Regions from separate parts of the Homo sapiens genome. Here region 1 is linked to region 2. Evidence: chromatin loops called from intact Hi-C (ENCODE). Cell type or tissue: PC-3. All regions are shown on one strand. Links, peaks and the distances in the headings refer to the core of each region. The heading gives the core; the rest is flanking DNA. Region 1 overlaps NCAM2 (neural cell adhesion molecule 2). Region 2 has its middle 48 kb from the start of LINC00317.

Region 1 (4,415 bases), core at 342-4,341, 310 kb after region 2:
ATCCCTGTTTAAATAAGATAAACTAAACTACATAATTTTCTGGTGAGCTTAAGTCTGCACATTTACCTTGGAATAATTAAGCAGAAACATAAACCAATATTTAAACTTATAAAGAAGGAATGCAATGTGATCAAAAGCAACTTGTACTTTGTTAGAAATCAGTCCTTGAAAAATAAAGTACCCAATGTACTTTTTTCGTATTAAAGTTATTAATTCATGGTATTAATAGATTACAAGAGCAAATAATTCAAATTGCAATATACAGTTGTTTGTTTATCCCATTATTTTCTACCCAGCTAAAACCAATAACTAAAAATCTCATGTAATTATGTATTAGCATTTTACATTAATTTGATATTTTATTCATTCTCACTTTGAAATCTGAATACATGCTGCGGTTTAATTTAAACTCCTGTTGATGGTAGACTTCTAATAAAGGAGGAGCTATGTTTTATTCATCTTTGTGTCCATTATCACTCAGCACAAAACCTGAAGCTTAAGGTGGACCTAGTATGGTTTTTAAAACTATTTTCAGTGAGGTTTTACAACATAAACATATATGAATTATAATCTTAATTTCGGTTTTCATTTGTTTCACACAAATACCTATGCTGTCATGCATGGACAATAATTCAGAAATCCCAGGGCATCTCTGGAGAATGTGGATACGCTTGAATAAAAGTATCTTTAAATGCTTGAGTATAAATAGGTCCCAACAGTCTCTTCTTTAAACCCTCTTATCTTATAACTAAGGAAATTGAGGACTCAGGGACACATAACACACTATTAATTAACATATTAGCTAGTCCTATTATTCTAATACTAGCATATCTTGTACGAGCCACTCTGCCTTACTGTGCTTTGGAAATATCCATAGTGTTCATTTCTCATAAACTCCACTTTTCTGAGGACCTGCAACAGACATTTAGTACTAATCCTATGATACAGCAAATGTTTTAAAATATTAATGAAATGCAAAGAATAAAAGTCCTAAATATAGTTTCATTAAGATAATATGTTGCCTAGCAGCCTAGCACTTTTGTAGGACAGTGGAAGAGGCCAGGAGGTCTCATATAAATCATATCTTGGCATGCTTAAGTTTTTTTTTTCTTCATTTAGATTCACATTTAGAAAAATTAAAAAAAATCATAAAGTAAATTTTGGTTTAAATAAACAAATTTTAATTAAAAATATAACAAATGTACTGTAAAAGTGTAAAGTATTTATAATTTGCTAATGATGTTGTTGGTCTGAAAAAGAAATATACTGTAATAATGGAAAAAAGTAGAAAAAATTATTAAGGGAAAAAGGTTAAGTAAGTTATTGGCATCACTTCCTCCTTTGTGTGTTCTCAATATTATCAATGCTTTCCATTTTTATTTTTTTAGAAAGTGTGATGGAAATAAAGTGGCTTTCTTAGAAGCTGCCTAATATCAGCAAATGAAGTCAGTAATTTGTGTCAGAATCAAGTTGCCTTTTATTGTTGACTGCCTTTCATAATCCTTTTTTCTTTTTTTTTCTTTTAGTTACGAAGTTTAGTAAATTCCAACAACTGTATGAATAGTTTTAAAAAGGTTGTTACAGATCCAGGAATTGTATAGTTTAACAAATATATCAGTGGGTGTTTTTTTTTTTGTTTTTGTTTTTGTTTTCTTTTTATCCTATTATGGGAATTTCTTTCCTTTTTATTATTATTATACTTTAAGTTTTAGGGTACATGTGCACAATGTGCAGGTTAGTTACATATGTATACATGTGCCATGCTGGTGTGCTGCACCCAGTAACTCCTCATTTAGCATTAGGTATATCTCCTAATGCTATCCCTCCCCTCTCCCCCAACCCCACAACAGTCCTTTTTTCTTTTAGAAGTTTCTGATTGGTCTTTCCATGAATTTCTTGACAAGCACAGTCTATAAAATGTAAAATAATATGGATAACTTATGTCTATTCTTGAGAAAATATTTTCTTTTTGAAGGCATTCTCGATAAGAGAATGCATCTTGTTTCACAGTTACCATTGCATTCTATCAATATTAATGTACTAGACATGCTCCAATAGAAATATTTTGTCAATAAGAATATCTCATACATTCCACTAAGAACAGCTATGTCCTTTCAAGCATCAGAGACTCTCCAATATTGATGCTTCATAAATATTTATTGAGAATGATGTTAAGTTTCTTCCTTTTTAAATAGCATGTATACCAAATTATTTTTAAATTCCATGCAGTGACCAGAGGGGTTTTGTGAAAGCTTGACTTACATTAGCCCTCCCATTTCCCAAAACTCACGTGGTTATGTACATTTTTAAATTTATTTTAAAAACTATCCTTGTCATGCTCCTTTCTTCCAGACAGAAAATAAACACTATTTTGATAAGACAGCATATTAGTACATTTCACTGCATTTAAAATACTCTTTATAGTTTATGAAAATGTAAAATAGCCTAACAAAACAATTTGAATAAGAAATGTAAACACTACATATTTGAGACATAATCATAAATATTATAAAGAAATAAAAAATCTAAAGTGATATCGACCAATTACTGATAATTAATATTTTTCAGTTGATACTGTGTTTTGAGTTCAATGTTGCAAAAAAAGAAAGACCATTTTCAGGAAAAGCAATATCAAAATGATGAAATATACAGCACTGTGAAATATCCTGTAATTTCCACTAGATGTCTCCAATAACTGACTGAATGATTCCTATATTTCCTCTAAAGCTATGCATTAAGTACTGAAATGTGAACTACATATATATTTTGGTCTTTATTGAAAAATCATATGTTTCAAAGCATGCAAAGTTATTTTAATGAAAATACAAAGGAAAGTAACTTACATTCAATATCAAGGTACATGCTCTTTTGATGCCCTCCAATTCTGCTTGCAGCTTCACAGTCATATCTCCCTGAATCTGACAACTTCACATCTTTAATATGCAGTGATGAGCTTCCATGCTGCCCTTTGACTTCGATACGGCCGTCCAGGCTCTGTTTACATCGATTCAGGAAAAAGAAAGATTTTATGCTTGTGTGTGCAAAATGGTGACCAAACATATAACATTATGTTACTTCCCATGTTTCTCTGGCAAAAAGAAAAAAGAAACTGTTCCTGATGTAGAAAGTATTTCTTGTATAGCTAAGAATAAGTTTTTTTTAAAAAGCACACTTTTTACATTCTCATAGCTTCATGAAGGTTTCCTGTACCCTGGCTGTATAATGATAAAAAGCATTTCAATGACTCCAAACAAAACCCAATCACTCAGCCTGATGTTTAAAGATCTCTCATGTGGTATCACCTTTCTGTCCAAGCACACTTTACAATTTGGATACCGTCAATTCCAATTATTTTGAATTACTTGTACTCTCCACAATATCCTGTGCTTTGAATAAACACTCTTCACAGACGTGTTTTACACTTTTCCCCTTTTTTTCTCTCTATATTTACATGGCAACATCCTACTTTCTATCCTTTAAGTTACTGGCAAAATTTCATATTGTATTAAAAATAGTTCCTGATTGCCTAAATAATTATGACTTATTTGAACTACATAATTTTCTTGGAATAAGTTGCTTTTACTAAAGTCTTGCTGGAACTTCAGATTTCATCCCATAGTGTGATAGTATAGTTGAACAAATGTAAGAAAATATTTATGGTACTTCACGTAAAAGTCACTTAAATTTCTAGGACAGAAACAGTATATTCTAATATTTTTAGAAAGCAAATTATGTTATAGTGAAATTTACATGCAGTTGAGTAAAGAAAATGTACTCCTTCAGCTATTATTTACTATGAGTTAAGCACTTGTACTTAATTAACTTTATTGGAATATAACAACAAAATACATTATTAATAATGCAAAGCAAATTATTCATTTTTATAAAGGAAACGTAATTATTTCACAGTATTGAAAAGTAAATTTTAAAGTTACATGATCTTCGCTTGAAAATAAACATGTTCTCTTGTAATTACCTGTTATACATGACATGGCTTTGACTTGTGAAAAACTATTGGTGTATATAGATGTTATTAGTAAAAATGTTTGCATTTAAAAGTTATTATCAATATACCTGAAATTATTAACATAAATTCTGGAAAAACAGACACTGTGCCCAAGTGTGTGATTCCTAGGAAAGTTAGAAGCCATTCTCAGGTTCATCACTGGCTCTGTAATGATGCACAATATGCATTTGAGTCAAATACTTGCACTAAAAGTCCAAGGTCATTTTCTATTTTCGTTTCTGACATTCTAAAGGACATGTCTCTTTGTGCTACAGAAACGCATTACAAATATCTGAAAGAAAATTCATTTATATCTTGGCTCTGATTCAACACCTACTAAAGATTCATTTAAGACATCTGATATTTGATTGAGACAGGTTAATGAGCATTTTTGCTGTCTATCTAGTAT
Region 2 (4,415 bases), core at 151-4,150:
CTAAATTGATAAACTTAGAAAGAATGTTGTGGTTCTATAGCTAAAGCAAGATTTTTCAGGTTAGTATAGAGCTAGACTTTAAGATAAATACAGTAACAGAGAGATGGCAAGTAAGTTGGGAGGGAGTCTGTTCAAATAGTTCAGTGAAACCATAGGAAGCTTTACTCCTTATAATCACTCCCATAGCAACCTGACTGAAAGCTCTCAAAAACAGTGCAATTCCATCGACTTTCTGAGTATTAGTTCTGGGCGAAAATGTGGCTGCACTACCACAATCTCAGAGAATGTGTTCAAGGACAAAGTCACTATTCCAAAATTCGGGATAGTGAGCCAATAGATGGCTGATTTGTCATCTGCTCTACGAGAAATGACAAAAATACAAATGTAAAACTAAAACATGATTTTTTTTAGCAGCCCGCTTAAAGCAAACCATTTCAAAGGATTTTATTCAATAAATACATCCATTTTATGTCAATGAATATGTCCATACATTATAACCGATGCAAGTGAGTTAGAGAAAAACATTTGGGAGGAAAAATTAAGAAGAATATTTCTATATGATTCTTTCACTGGAGCGATACATTTGTAATATATTTTTGGTAAGATCACTTGTTATTTGATTAACAGATGTTTACAATGTCATTAAAGCAGTGACTGTAATTTCACCAGGGTCACACACACAAAAACTTTAAAAATGATGAAAACTTTGGAATTCTCACAAGCAAAGTGTATATATACAAGACATTTTCATGTTTTCCCAAATCTCTTGAATCTCATTCATGGAGCATTAATTGTTATTTTGGAGAATGTTTCTGTAAAAATAGTGAAAAAAGTAATAAATGTAAATTGATCTTATTAAAGATTTAGCTTTTCAAATCTGTCAGAGGAAAAGGTGCTTTATGATTTTTAACTGTCAATCACACCAAAGCATTAGGTAGGTTGTTCTACATATTAGTCATTGAATTTTATCTGTCAAAATGGAAAATACGTGGGTAGTCACTTGAAAGTTCAAGCAAATTTAAATGAATTAAAGGTTCAAATAAGTAATTACTGTCATTGAATAAAAGGTTACTTAGGACTAAATTTGACCACTCCATCTATTTTATAGTCTCCAGTCAAAGTTTAGGTGGCTGTATATCATTGCCACTGTTTTTAAAAAGCTGACATAGGCATTAGTATGATGACATTGAAACTAATTTTACAAGATATTTTGAATGTAACTAAGCATGCGACCTGTGGTCTAAAGATATCCTACTGCTCTTTAATTCTAAGGACAAATCTCTGACAGATTAAGTGCTGTAAATCTTTTACAGATGCTGTCATGAATGCCTTCAAAGGCCACTCAATTTCCCCACAGTTCTGCCAGGAAAGAAAGATCAACTATGGGTACATATACAAGGAAGGAAGCAAGATAATCATTTTTTTTCTAGGAATTGCAACGCTGATTGGAATTCCATAAAATGTTATTAAAATGCTCAAAAATGTAATTAATGACAGTTGAGAATCTCAGTACTAAGCTCTAAAGCTTTGACAGCAAAATATTAAAAATAAGAATAATAATATAAATGTAAAAAACAGAATAAGTACATTACATGATGTCTAAATAATGACATGTAATTAATAAAATAATAATAGTTTGTTGAGCATGTAGTATATGCTGAATATATTTTATTTATAAAGTTTATTTCATCTACAAAAGCTGTACAAGGTTGTGTTCCCATTTTTTTCTTAGGGCCCAAATCAAGTGCGGCAAAATTAAGAGATGAGAGTCAGGCAACTGCAAAGTATCAAGCTCCAGATTCAAAGTCAGGTCTTACTGGTCTCAAAAGTTACATCTTTTTTCAATGAATTGGAGATTTTGTAATCATCTAGATTATAATATCAATGACGTTAACTAGATAAATAACCTGGTTGGTATTTATATCAATTAACCTTTGCTACGTCACAATGTGCCCCGCAATTTCCCTCAAAAAATTAGTAGCACGTAACAAAACAACAAGATTTTCTTTGACTGTTACTTGGCTAGGTGGTTTGTTTGTTTGATCGGGGTTGGGTGGTCTTGGATGTTTTCCCTCCAGGGTCCAGCTGGAACTAAGACACTCAGGCACTTTCTCTGAGTGGTCTCTCATCTTTTAAAATATTATCCCCGACCTGTTCATACAATGACAAAAAAGCATCTCAGAGAGAAGAGTGGGGCAAGTCTCACTGGGTGAGCACTTTTCAAGGCGTGGGTTACTTCATCTCTTCTTCCATGAACCAAAACAAGTCACGTGGCAAATTCTTTCCACAATACAATGCTCTGATAGAAATGGACTCAATTCTATGACTATTAAACCAAATGCTTTAAAAAAAAATCAGTGTTAGCCTTACCAAAACAAACAAAACATTTTTTGAATGAACAGAAACTTCCACATATGTGGTAAGTTTTCATACTTAATTAAAACAGAAGCTTTGCTCCTCCCTACCACTCCCTGCCACACCTGCTCCGCTGCAGTCTTCTATGCATCCAGCTGATGGCGACGCGGCCCTTCCAATTCGTTTGGCCCAAACAAGCCTCTTTCTTGACTCTTCTTTTTCCTTTTTCACATATCTCTTTTCTTTTCCAATCCACCAGGAAATTCTGCGGCATTTACATTGCAAATATGCAGAAAATGGCCACTGCTCACCACCTCCATTACTAACATGTTGGTCCTCGACGCTGTCATCTCGTTTGTATTTCTGCAATGGCCTCCTAATTAATTTCCCTAAGTCCACTCTTACAAACCTACACTTAACCCGGTAGTTAGAGTGACTCTGTCAGATCATGTCAAAACCTAATACTGGCTCCATATTTCAGTCAGAGTATAAGCAAATTCCTCACAGTAGCCCACAGTTTCCTACATATATCTGCACACTCTACCATCCTCTTTCCCTCAGTACCTTTTCCTTGAATATCTCATTTCAGGCTTACCAACATCTCAGAGGTTTCGCAAACAGGGAAGGCACACTTCTGCTTTATGAACTTGCAAATATCCTCACAAATCAGTGTTTTTCCTCCTTTTATTTGTTGCTCAAATGACATCTTCCCAATGAGGCCTGTATTGATTCTGATCAATATCTTTATAATTATAAACCATGATACACATCCTTGACTCCCCAAACCTCTATTTCATCTAATGTTTCTATTTTTCATAATATTTATCACATATAAACACATCATATAATTTACTTATTTTGTGTTTGTTGTTCTACAAGAGAAGGAAAGAAACTTTTGTTGTGTTTAGTGGTTTATTTCAAGTACCTAAAAGGTGCTCAAGAAATTTTGAATGAATGAACGATCATAATAATACAGAGGATTAAGATATTTTGATATTTTAGCAGAAAATAACCATATTTGACTATTTAAATTGACCAAAATAACACTGAACAGCAACAAAAATTTACATATATATATGATATACATATTCTCAAGTAAAGGTTCAGTATAGTAAACCAAGCTCTCTCATTTGTGCTCATAAACTTTAATCCTGCCTTTATAGGAAATAATTGAGCATAATCAATATCTCTGATGAGCAATCCATGAGGAATATCATACTTATTTTTTTCTGAAATCCCTGCCATCATTAATATGGAGTCAGATGAAGTGAAGTTACAACTAAGTGTAATGATAAAGCATTTAATATTCCTAGACAAAAAATGAACTTGAACTAATTTTATTGTTCATAACTTTCATTTCCTAACCATTTGTAAGTGACACTTACCAGCACATTACTTGGTAATGACCCTTTACAATTAAAAACAAACACTTTAATTAGCATATTTAAACTTTTTTTCCAAAATATTAATTGCCTAATAATTATGTGGTAGATTTTGACTCCAAGGTACAGAAGGGATTACTACATTCATATTAATTCTATGATTAGTGGTTTGTTGAATATTTTTATAATAATGATCTTGAATTATTTTTAGGGAAATAAGGAATTAAAAATTATCCCTGAACTATTTATAATAAAAATGTTTTATTGAATGCATTAAATCATTTATGTTTTAAAAACTCTACATTTATCCACTCATTCATTTATTTTATTTTTTATATTAAATGTGTAGATAACATACATTCATTTTATGTTCACTTAGCATTTGCCTGGGAAGCCTCAGAATAAAAAGGAGTTATTAAGCAAACTGCTACAATCATGTATGCATTTGGGTTAAAAAATGTGTTACAATGATGCTATCATAAAGAGAAAAATAAGTAGTTGTAGTCTTTTACCAATATGCTATGTAGAACCAAATAACACTGAAAATGGAGAATTTATCTGCATCTTCATTATCTTTCTCTTACACATCCCATTTCTTGTATCTCAACCTAGAATATGACTATTTTCTAGTTATACTCTATGTAGATTAAACATGCTAGCTAAGTTACTACTTCAGAC

What was found. Hi-C counts contacts between places; a loop is a spot of excess contacts. Peaks named below come from ENCODE experiments on the same cell type or tissue, not always from the same donor. Only the 100,000 strongest peaks of a DNase experiment are listed, where the experiment ranks them.
Region 1: a loop joins it to region 2, with 3 times the contacts of the local background. A loop is called at or near these places in 2 of 110 quality-filtered maps.

The regions. Positions count from the first base shown.
Region 1 is chr21:21,372,442-21,376,856 of GRCh38, reverse strand. NCAM2 (neural cell adhesion molecule 2) reads right to left here. Exons shown (of 18, transcript NM_004540.5): 9 at 2,844-2,994. Among named protein-coding and RNA genes, the nearest start is that of LINC00317, 360 kb to the left of the region's middle. In PC-3, for the core only: a CTCF peak has its summit at 2,712 (motif pointing right); no DNase peak of the experiment used is centred there.
Region 2 is chr21:21,687,176-21,691,590 of GRCh38, reverse strand. No RefSeq gene overlaps it. Among named protein-coding and RNA genes, the nearest start is that of LINC00317, 48 kb to the left of the region's middle. In PC-3, for the core only: a CTCF peak has its summit at 2,524 (motif pointing right); no DNase peak of the experiment used is centred there.